Regions from separate parts of the Homo sapiens genome. Here region 2 is linked to region 1. Evidence: read pairs that join two places in POLR2A ChIA-PET (ENCODE). Cell type or tissue: Panc1. All regions are shown on one strand. Each heading gives the region's core, and the rest is flanking DNA. Links, peaks and the distances in the headings are about the cores only.

The links. ChIA-PET counts read pairs that join two places held together with the same protein. Peaks named below come from ENCODE experiments on the same cell type or tissue, not always from the same donor. Only the 100,000 strongest peaks of a DNase experiment are listed, where the experiment ranks them.
Region 2: POLR2A ChIA-PET joins it to region 1 with 8 read pairs; 2 of 35 experiments call an interaction of 5 or more read pairs at or near these places.

The regions. Positions count from the first base shown.
Region 1 is chr4:73,679,500-73,685,437 of GRCh38, reverse strand. No RefSeq gene overlaps it. Among named protein-coding and RNA genes, the nearest start is that of UMLILO, 28 kb to the left of the region's middle. In Panc1, for the core only: no CTCF peak of the experiment used is centred there; no DNase peak of the experiment used is centred there; H3K27ac peaks cover 3,531 bases.
Region 2 is chr4:73,870,981-73,876,358 of GRCh38, reverse strand. CXCL1 (C-X-C motif chemokine ligand 1) reads right to left here. Exons shown (of 4, transcript NM_001511.4): 4 at 5,051-5,378. Among named protein-coding and RNA genes, the nearest start is that of CXCL1, 4.3 kb to the right of the region's middle. In Panc1, for the core only: no CTCF peak of the experiment used is centred there; no DNase peak of the experiment used is centred there; H3K4me3 peaks cover 1,165 bases; H3K27ac peaks cover 241 bases.

The DNA of each region.
Region 1 (5,938 bases), core at 374-5,373:
AAATACTTTAAATAAATCATTCAAGTTATACTTACTGAAATATAAATATCAGAGTGGTAAATGTCAACATATTAGAATAAATATTTTCTTTTCCTGGCTCCTAAATCTAAGTGAATCTAGAAGTTCATCGACTAAGAAGCTTTAATATGACAACTGGAATGGGAATATATCAAGTGTGATAACATCTCAAAGATAAATGAGGATTGCATAAGAAAGGAGATATGGGCCAATTATTGCTTACCTTTTTTGAAAAGTGCCTCATTTCAGTCCCCATAAAGATAGTCAGAGGAGGACATGGGAGAGGAAAGAGAACTGATATTCCTCTCAGGGGTACATGGCAGAGCCAAGGCTAGATTCTGCATGGCAGTCACCAACAATCATCTCATCTTTGAGCACATTCTCCTTCCTGCTTCTGTGTCCTCTCCTCTCTTCACTTACGTCTCCTTCATGTCCAGCTCGCCTCATCTGCCCATGCAATCAATCCATCAGTCACACAAATAGAAATTGTAACAGTGTATGATATAATCTATAAATGGAAGGTATCATTAGCAATAATGCTCCACTTAGAAGTCTTGGGGTCTCCCCAGGATCTTATGGCCAACACAGAGCTCTTTCCCTCTGCAAACCAGCTCACACCCAAGGCTTCCTCAGTTGGGTACATGAGACCATTATTCACCTAGTTGCTCAAGTCAAACACCAATAACTTATCCTCAGTTTCTCCCTATCCTTGCCACAATGCCACTTAATAGATCAAGTCCTCGTATATTTATATTCAAAATGCATCTAAAACCTGTCTGCTTTTCTCTGTCTTCACTGCAACTACCTTATTCTAAACATCATCCTTTCTTACTTGGATTATTACAACAGTTTCCTTGCTTCTATTCTACACAACAGCAAGGGTGATCTTTAAATTAAAAAATAATAAATAAATAAATAAATAAAATCACTTTGTTGTCCTGCTTCAATTCTCCAACAACTTCTTACTGTAGCTAGAATAAAGTACAGACCCTTTGCCATGGCCCCTCAGGGTTCTCAAACTCTGGCCTATCCCTGCCTATCATGTGGCACTGACTCTGCTCCAGCTGCTCAGGCCTTCTTTCTCATCCTCAAGCATGCTAATCTCCCTTCTGATGGAGAGTCTTGTGCTCTGCCTGGAATGCTCTGGCCCCAGAGTTACGCATGGTTTCAAGTTACAGTTAACTACCATCACCAGCTGAGGTGTTTTCAGAATTCCCAAACCAAATGAACCCCTATTATATGAAATAATTACTGTGTCCATTTATTTATTGTCTGTTGCCTGCCCATGCCATGTAAACTCAAAGTGAGTGAGGATCACTGGTTTTCCTGGTCCCTAGAATAGTCTGGCATGTAGCAGACTCTTTAAAAGAATGTGGTGACAATTCATTTTGTCAATTTTTTCCTCTCTTGACTTTCATCAAGATGACTAAGCTTGGAGAAAATGAGAAGAAAATAAAAGAAATCAAGAAATAATAATCTCAAGACAAATAGAACAGTTCTAGATTCAAATGTTTAATATGAAATAAAAAGTAAAGAGTTGAGTGTTATTCTTGAATGAGATCTATGCAAGTCATGTGCAGGCAGAGTTCAATGGAGACACCTATTAATTTTTCTTATCATGACTATTATGCAAACGCTTTTGTTTTCTTTTTATTATGAGTATTATTTTCCATAGTAGATTTGGGTTAAGTAATAACTGTGGGGTTTTTTGCAAGGAGTATTAACATTTTATACTTGAGCAAGAAAAAAATGAAATCAAAATATTGCTTACTCTGTAACTACTGCCACACTGCCCAACTTCCCCTGATTGCTGTGAGTCTATTTCCATCTGAGGAATCAAAACTTCTTTTTTTGAAAAAGAGACCAGTGGAGAAGGAGAGGGGGAGATTTAAGTAATCATTCATTGAACTTTGCATATAAAATAGTACTATACATTACCAAGGCCCACCTTAGGATTGGGGAATTTCTCTGTCTCATTTTTTAATGTATATTTGTTATTTATGAGTCATATATATTAAAAGTTACCCTTTATAAGACTTCAGTCAAAGCTATGAATCAAAATCTTTGCATTTGTTTTTGGAGCAGAGAGGTTTCTATTTACCTAAGATGTGTTCTTTTGTCTGTAGAAAAACGATTGCCGACATGAATAGCAGCTTTGTTACCTTATTACCCAATGCAAATAAAAGAATAATGAACAGTCATTTTATGTGACTAGTAAGAAAGAAATTATTTACTATGCTTAAAATATGAACTGAGCTATTATTCTGTCATTCCACAGAACTCTGAGCCAGTTGTTGAAGAGCTCCACTCAGATTGATCATAAGTTAGAAAAGCTCGTCAAGTTCTATCTGATGACAAAACAAGTTCGGTCAAAGAACAACCCAGGTAGTCAATATAGTAAGAAAGAAAAGCAGGCATCTTTTGTTTGTCTGAAATAACTATTTGTTTGTAACACCAGGATATCATCTTATATCTAGCCTCAGCCTTGGGCCAAATTATGATCCAAAGGTTTAGTAAAAAGAAATTTGTTCTCTCCAGAATTTCAGATTTACTGCTGTATGTTTTCTCTCTCTATTTTCTGCTCAAGAAAAGGTAAGATGCTTCTGGACTATGAAGCAATCACGGGAATCCATGAAGGGCAGAATGTTGTAATGAAAAAAAAACCCAGCCTGAGAATCAGGAACTTGTTTTCTAACCCTATATAACTTCTCTGGAGCTCATATCTCTGGATGCAAAATAAGCATAGGAATCTTTTGGGTTCCATTAAGCTCTAAAAAGGAATGAGTCATTGCAGTAGAGCTTTCCTAGGTGGTAAATTAAGATTATATCTACACTGAGTTACTAAGAGAATAACAAAGACATTATATATTTTTAATAAGTATCTCATTTACAAAATTGTCCCAAATGTTGCTGTTATTTACTGGAGGTACTTATTAAAAAATATTATTTGCCAAAAATGCAACACAAAGAGTAGAAAATCTGCCAAAGTTCTGTTCAATGTAACCAATATTTATTGAGATTCCAATTCCTGGGAAGCTTTAGCTTGACCTTAGACAACAGCATGCAGAGTTGTTTCTCAATATTGTGGATTTATTATACATAGTGGATTTATTTCTACAGTTAGAAACAGTTTCCCTCATTCTTTAGTAACACACATTGAGCTCTTTCAGAAGGCAGGAGAGGGGGACAGTTTTGAATGCCCTAAATTTTCTAAATTATACCCTTTGATTCAAAACCTTTACTTTCATCAAATGCACTTTATATTCTTATATATGGAGGAAACCTTGGGGCAGCAGAGTTAGTTCATATACAGAGAGAAAATCTTTGCACCAAGGTTAGATTAACTGAAAGAAAAAACATGTAGAGAATATGTGTCTATAAGGAGACTGAAGCCAGTGATAAAGCGGTTTTGAAATGGTCAGAACCCAGACAACATGTTTAAGCCTGAAAGTCTGAAATCTGGGACAGCACAGAGATCTTTTGGTAAGTAGGTCAGTGGAAGAAAAAAGACTTTTGCAGTGTACATCATGGTCTCAAATGAGTATGCTTGGATTTGCATACTTACGTAAATTCAAAACCCTTTTTTTCTTTTATTTTTTAATTGACAGATAATACTGTATGCATTTATAGTGCACAACATGATGTTTTGTAGTTCATATACGTTGTGGAATTGTCAAATCTAGCTAATTAACATGTGCATTACTTCACGTAGTTATTTTTGTGGTAAGGGCATATAACATATACTCTAGATTTTTCAAGAACATAATATATAATCATTGACCATAGTCACCTTGCTTTATAGTAGATCCCTTGAAATTTATTTTTTCTATCCTGCTGTAAGTATGTATCCTTTGGCCAACATCTCCCCCTACCCCCACCACCCCCAGGCTCTGGTAACCACCACTCCACTCTGCATCTATGTGATCAAATTTTCAAGATTCCACATATAAGTGAGATGATGCAGTATTTGTCTTTCCGTGCCTGGCTTATTTCACTTAACAGTTCATCCATGTAGTCACCAAGGCTGGATTTCATTCTTCTTTATGGCTGAATAGTATTCCGTTGTGTATATATACCACATTTTCTGTATTCATTCATCCATTGATGGACACTTAGTTTCCACCTAGGTTTCTACCAATACCCTCTTTGGTGTATTCTATACCAACCCTGGCTAGTCCCACAGCACTGCCACCAGATATTACTACTTAAGTGGAAATGAGAGCCCATTTCCTTCTATTAACATGCCATTAATACACAGAGAGTCGCTGCAGAGCATTTGCACATTTGCTGTTCCCTTTGCTTGGAATGTTTTTCACCCAGATATATATATGCATGCTCTCTCTCTCACTTCCTTCAAGTCTGAGCTCAAATATTGAATGAGAGGCCTACCTCCCTCCTTTTAAGATAAGCATTCTCCTATGAATGTGTATTTCTTCCTCAGCTATATTTTTTTCACAGCCCTGGTAACTCCCAACATATATACTTATCCAAATATATTCATTTGTTTTTATTTTTTGCTTGTGTCTGTGACTAGAATGCAAGCTCTAGAAGAGCAGAGACATTTATTTGTCCATTGTTGTATCCCAGATCCTATAATACTGCTGGCATATAGTAGGTGTCTAAAAAACACACACCTGTCTAATTTGTTGAATGCATTAATTAAATACATCCAATACATTTGATCATCCTTTAAAACAAGCTAAAACACTGGGCAGGTGGAAAAATAGTCAAGGTCATTTCTGCCACCTGGTTTTTCCTCTGCTATCCCTTCCAAAGGCTTGAAAATGGCTTCATCTCAAAAAACAATTACAGATCATGGACAATGTAAAAGCATATTTGTTCCTTATTTTCTGGAGATGACTATAAACCTGTAATTTTCCTAGAAGGAACATTTATAAGGTGTGTTTTAAATCTTTAATTGTTCTGATAGTGAAGCAGTGGCTAAAGTTTAGGGATAGAGGCTCGATGAGGAGGTAGCTGATATATATAATGACCTGCATCTCTCCATCCCTCCTTTATAAAAAATTCCAACCTTGGTTTTGTCAGTCTAGCTTAACTGGTCAAGTTCAGGAAGCTTGATAAAACTTTCAAAATATGAATAAATCTAACAGTTATTTAGATATTCTTCTCTTCCTCAAGCTCTGCTGGAGGTCACAAGAAATGTGCAGTGTAATTTCTTAGCTTGAGAGATCCCAAAGAGAATAAAACGAGAAGAGGAAGAAGATCATGTTGACTTGATCCTTCCCTCTTGGGTTTGGATGCAAGTGACTAACATTCTGGGAGCATTCCCAAGTTTTAGTCTCCTGAATGATCCTTGATAGAATACCCCCTCAGAGGAGATTTGCAAGGTATTTTATTGAGTTCCTGCTTGAGTCAGAAAGTATGTTCTGTTCAGGCGACTTGAAATCATTATTTCCATTTCCACGCCTAGTTTCTAGATAGCCTGGTGAACTCATCTGCCTGAATGTTCCATTCACATCTTGATAATTCCTTAGTCCCTGCATTAAACTACAGGGGGTCATGGGGCTGCATATACTCTTTGCGTGTATATATTAAATAATACTGGGCCAAGCAAAATAATTTATCTGCTTCATCCAGGAAATACCCTTTCCTGAAATTTAAGGCTGTGAGCCAGACAGCTTATTTATGAAGACTAAATAATTTCTCATCCAGACTTGCTTCAAGACTTTTGCTTCACTGTCCTCACTCATCTCTACTACCCTCCTTGCAGAACCTGCCTTAAAATCACTTAGCCCAGGTCCTGAAATGCTATAAACTCCTTGCCTGAATTTAGCATTTTGAGATATCACTAAAAATGGATAGTGCTTTAATAAACTTAACATTGTATGATCAATAGGAATGAATAGCCAACAGCCAAAGTGCAGTTTTAATCTGACCTCATTATTTCCTCTCCGAACTT
Region 2 (5,378 bases), core at 379-5,378, 190 kb before region 1:
AGGAAGTAATACAGCAGTGAAAGATTAAAAATAGCCTTACATTCTTAGCAGCTCCTCACTTTAAGAGACAGAATCTGTATCCCAACCCCCTTGACTCTATGCTCACCTCATGACTTGCTTTGGCCAATAGGAAGTGTTAAAAGTGATGATGTAGATGTTCCAGGCCAACAAGGTAAGAAGCCTAGGAGTTTCTACCCCTGCTCTGTTAAAATGCAGCTGCCACCATATGAGGATAGCCAAGCTCATGAGGCCCAGGCAATGACTAGTGCAAAAAACCAGACATGTGAGTGAGGCAGCTGCACTCGGTCACCAAGTGTCACCTGGTGACTCCAGGAGACACCATCAGAAGAACTACCTGAGCCAAGCCCAGGTTGTTGTATTGCCTAGCCCAAATTGATGGTCATGTGTCAAAATAAAATGGTGACTGTTTAAACCCACTGCATTTTCGGGAGACAATAGATGATTAATAGAGTAATTTAGCCAGTAAATTGGCTGAACTCATTTTATACTTTGAATTATTTGGCTACAATATGCACAATGTTTTCTTTAAACTTTCTTAAAGTGGCACATGGCGTGAATGGCTATTAGCTATTAATTAGTACTCTGAGAATGGTTCTACAAATTTTAGAAAGCCAATCCTGTAGCCAAAATTTAGGATAACTGTCTTCTTGAGCAGTCATGAAAATAATCTAGTTTAATAAAAATCACTGTGTATTAGTCATCAGAAAACCAAACTCTGACCCACTTTTGTAATAAAATAATTCCATGGCATTTGGTAACTCCTTGGTGGTTTCTGAGCCTTTGTAGTTCCATCTATAAAATGAGAAGGCTGATTTTCTTTTTCTTGTGATCTCTCAAGTTTTGAACCAAACTCCTGTCTGGCTGTCAAGGGATCAGTCCCTAGTCTCAACATTTTATTTATTTATTTCTCACCATATGATCTGGCTTCTTTTTTAGGAGATTCTTGAAAGCAACAGTAGCATTTCTAACTACTTTTCACTTAAAAAAAGAAAGATTTATTACTTTTAATGTGGAGAACAAAAATGTCAGTTGGAGTCCTCACCTTTTCAAAGGTGAAAATGAGGTCCTGACTATGGTTTAGTAGACTCTTTCTCCCTGCTTTAGTACCTTGTGGATCCAGATTCCACATTTTTATTTTAAGCATAGCCAAGGAATAGAAATCAGAGGCTGATGCCCTGCTGTTAGGAAGATTTATGACTCTGCTATAAACACAACAACTACAATTTCTTGGTTTGAGCAGGTTTCATAGTTTCTGCAGATGAGGAAAGCAAACACTCACAACAGCCCCTTTGTGAGGTCAAGAACTCAGTTGTGTGCAGCAATGGCCAGTGTGGTTCTGCTCTCTTCTATCATGAGCTTTCACTTGTTTCTGCCTCACTTCCCATTTTTCTTCCTCTTGGTTTTCTGGCATTATACTCCTCAATAAAATAGTAGTCATAAGCCTCTGCTATGAGGTCTAATTTCTGGGGGGCCCAACTGTCTAAGTTTGGGCTCCCCCAAAACAGAGTCTGATAAAAGACTTATGCGCAGTAGTTTATCTTACAGGTGATCATGGAAAGAACAAGTGAAGGAGTGGGGGAATGTGGGATAGGGAAGAGAGAAAATCTAATAAAGTGTATGTAATGAATGAGCTATCATTTGTGCAACCAGGGCTTCATCTTGCCATGGAGTCTCAAGGAAACCTTGTAAAATGTTCCTCAGAATTGTCCCAATAAGACTTCAATTTCCAGTCACGTTGAAGTAAAACAGAAGTCATAACTTCCTGTCTTAAGCAACTAGAAAATGCAACACAATATATGAAGCAATTGTTATCAGACATTGGACAACAAGCAGCAAAAGGCTAGAATTCCTCAGAAAAGGAAATAAACAAGGTGAGGTGTATGGTGATCTTGGTTTTTTTCTGGAGCAACTCTGGACCACCGTGCAAGGGGAGAGATCCAAAGTAGACCATGGTAGTCTTACTGAGTTGAGGGGGCACAGGTTTGAATTCAAGGGAGCTGGGGTGGCTAGAAGTTTAGGAAAAAAGAGTTGTAGAAAGGGGAGATCTATGCAAGAAACCAGAACTCCATAAATCTGCACTGAGGTCCCACTGGGTCTCTTTGATCAGTACTAAGTCACACACGCACGGTGGGGGAAACTCCATAAGTCAAGCAAAGAGTAACTAGAGATTTGTAAGCTGAGAAAACCTCAGACCTAGCATGGAATGAGGAGATAGTTAAGGTCTACCCTGTCGTAGTAGAGAGAACCTGTGAGCACTCAGGGCATTCACTAACGGCACAAGAAGGACATGACTTAGTAGTACAGCTAAACAAACCCTAGAGTGAAGAACATTCCTAGACCACCCTAACAAAGCTCAACAACAAGCCCCAAAGAGACAAAGCTGATGCCCTAGAACTTACCTGCTTGTCAAAATGGAGCCCAAGACTCTAAAGAAAGAGAACAAATCTTGACACTCAGCAACATAAGATTCAAAATTTCCTGCAGTCAAATGAAAATGATTATACATGCTAAGAAGTAGAACAGCATGAGTTATATAAGAGAAAAAAAATCAAGTAAATATAGATTCAGAAGTGACAGAATGATAGACTTAGCATACCAAGATTTTAAAATAACTATCTTAATTATGCTCAGGTGTGTAAAGAAGGTGTAAACATAATGAAGAGGGAAGTGGAACATTTCATCTATTCATATGTCTTTTTAATATTTATTTATTTTAATACACTATCTATAAAATTTAAACACACACATATATATGGAGAGAGAGATAGGAAATTCTAGAATTATCTAACAAGAGACTGGGAAAATTGAATATTCATCCTTTAACTCCTATCTCTCCTCTCAGGGCATCAAATCACAGGCCATCCTAGCTGTGGGCTGAGAAATCTCTCTCTGCCAAGCCCCCTTTCCCACACCTCAATGGAGGAAGCCCCCAGGAAGAGATGCAGAAGAACAAGTGCCTTAAGTTGGGAAGCTGTTATACATTGCAGCTGTTGTACTCATTGTGAGGGGAGTGGGACATCATTGGTGAAGACAGGCAGGTCCTTTTTTAAATTATGTGATTGGGTAGCCAGAAAAGACAAACTGTGTGATCTGTTTTTCTGGATTTCCCTCACTGTGCTATTGTGGGTCTGCCACCTCCACCATCCCTTAACGTCTCTCCAGTTACTTCTGGAACACCTGAGAGGGTGTCTCAGGAGGACTCACAATGATAGAATAGCGTTAGCCACGTCTCCTTCTTTCCTTCTCTAGACCCCATGGTAACATTGCTCAAGAAACCTCAGTCACTGTGATCATTGCTGTTTCCTGCTGATGGCTTCTCAAAACTGTGATGTGTTATGTAATATCCTTTTCCTACTTCCTTCACCCTGTGACTACCACGCCAAAAACGCTGTATCCTACTTCCTGCTATAACACTCCCAACAGGAGACTGCCTTGTACTTGCAAGTTTTCAGAGCAATTTGGTGTGAAAACACAATTTACATATCTGCTTGATCTAAGACTGAGACTGAGACCATGTCCATGGAGTTGGCCTGAGGACCAATGGCAAGAACCAGGTTTCCAGAGCCTCCATAACATTTAATTCTTACAACACTTCAGAAGGCTAATTTTATTATCCTCATCCTATAGAAAGGAAAATGAGGTTGAGTGAAGTAAAGAAACTTGCCCAAGATCACAGTGACAGAGCTGGAATTTACACCAAAGTCAATCTGATCCTTTGAAATCTGTCTTTAACCACCATGTGAATAAAAGCATCTCTTTTGTCCTTTTTATGTTCCCTGTTCCATATTAGCCAGAGCTAGGTAGCCAGTACAGCAAGCTCCAATGTTTGAGGGTAAGGACTTGTCTTAGGTGTAAGGAGTGGTTTTATTGAACCCTTGGATGCTACTTGTAAACATTTTCCAGTGTCCTCTAACTTGGGGTTAGGGAGTGAATGCTACCATTTATGGAGTTTCTCAAATGGTTTGCATTTATTTGCTTATGTATAGTTTACAAATATTCTTCTTCCTCATCTCATTCATAATTAACTAATAATGTTGGAATTATGAAGAGATTCTTGTTTTTAACTTTTTTAGTTGTGAGAAAAGCTCACAGAGTTTGTTTCTTGTTGCTTATGACCTCTATTTGCCCAGCTTCTTGGGATGATCCAGAATTTGATTTGAAGTATTGAGGCTGCCAGTCTCACCTTCTTGCCTCTGTTAGAGGCAGTTACCCAGGGCTCAGGATTTCTGAATGAGTTCTGAATCAGAAACAAGCACACACCTCATGCATGCACGAACATCCTTCCTTTTCAGGTTTGGAGTGTGGTTTCTTTTATATTATTGGGGTATTTCTTCCTTAGACATGCCAATTTTGCTTCTGTCCTAAAAACCTGTAGTGCTGCTGCTGTTCTGGGACAGCATTGAATACAGAGTTCCCCAGAAGGCAACCGCTCTATGAGGTCCCATCAAAATTCCACTAGGAACGATGCAAATGAATGCAGTCCAATCTTAAAACCATTATAGTTGGTATATTGCTATAAAGGATTGAAACACCGCAAATCTTAGTGCTAATTACTTATATGTGAAGGCTAGAAAGCTGAGCCCAAATTTCAATCAGATCTTTTCACAGGTGAAGCATTCAGCCACTCACTTTTGCTTCTATTGACGACACAAATGATTTGAGTTTTGAAAAACGAAATATTTTAGCCACCATTTCACTGCCAGCTTCATTAAATTGTCAACAATTATGAGAAATATTGTTCAACAAAAGCAATGAAATGAGAGCCCTTGTTAAGATAATATAAATATTTTTAAGGAGGTAAATTTGAGTAGCAAGACAGAAAGAAACTTCTTATAAAAAGGGCAATTTATATCAGTGACTCTCCCATTAGGGGCCAGCCCATAGTTTAGTAAAGCGCATTCTTCACTAGGTGAGAGCCAAGGGTATTGGCAGCAATCACCGCATGAAATGAAGCATAACTCATAGTTTGATTTATCTGTATAGCAAATTGAACACCCAGAAAAATAAACACAATTAAAAAATTGAGAAATATTGATATAAATCACCAGATTTTCCAGTAAAGGTAGCCCTTGTTTCCCCCCAAAAATCAAACGAGTTTTTTCTATAAGTGCTTTATTTTTATATTCTCTATGAAAACATCAATAATTAAGCCCCTTTGTTCTAAGCCAGAAACACTGTAAAACTACCATTAAACAAGGCAGTATGCCTTACAAGAAAGACATAAAATGTCCAAGGGATATTTAGAACATTTTAGTTCTTAAAGTTTCAACATGAGAAATGTTGACCACACACTGTGAAATCATTTCAATAAATAACAACTGACATTCATCTAAACAGTTACAAAACAGATGTGCACA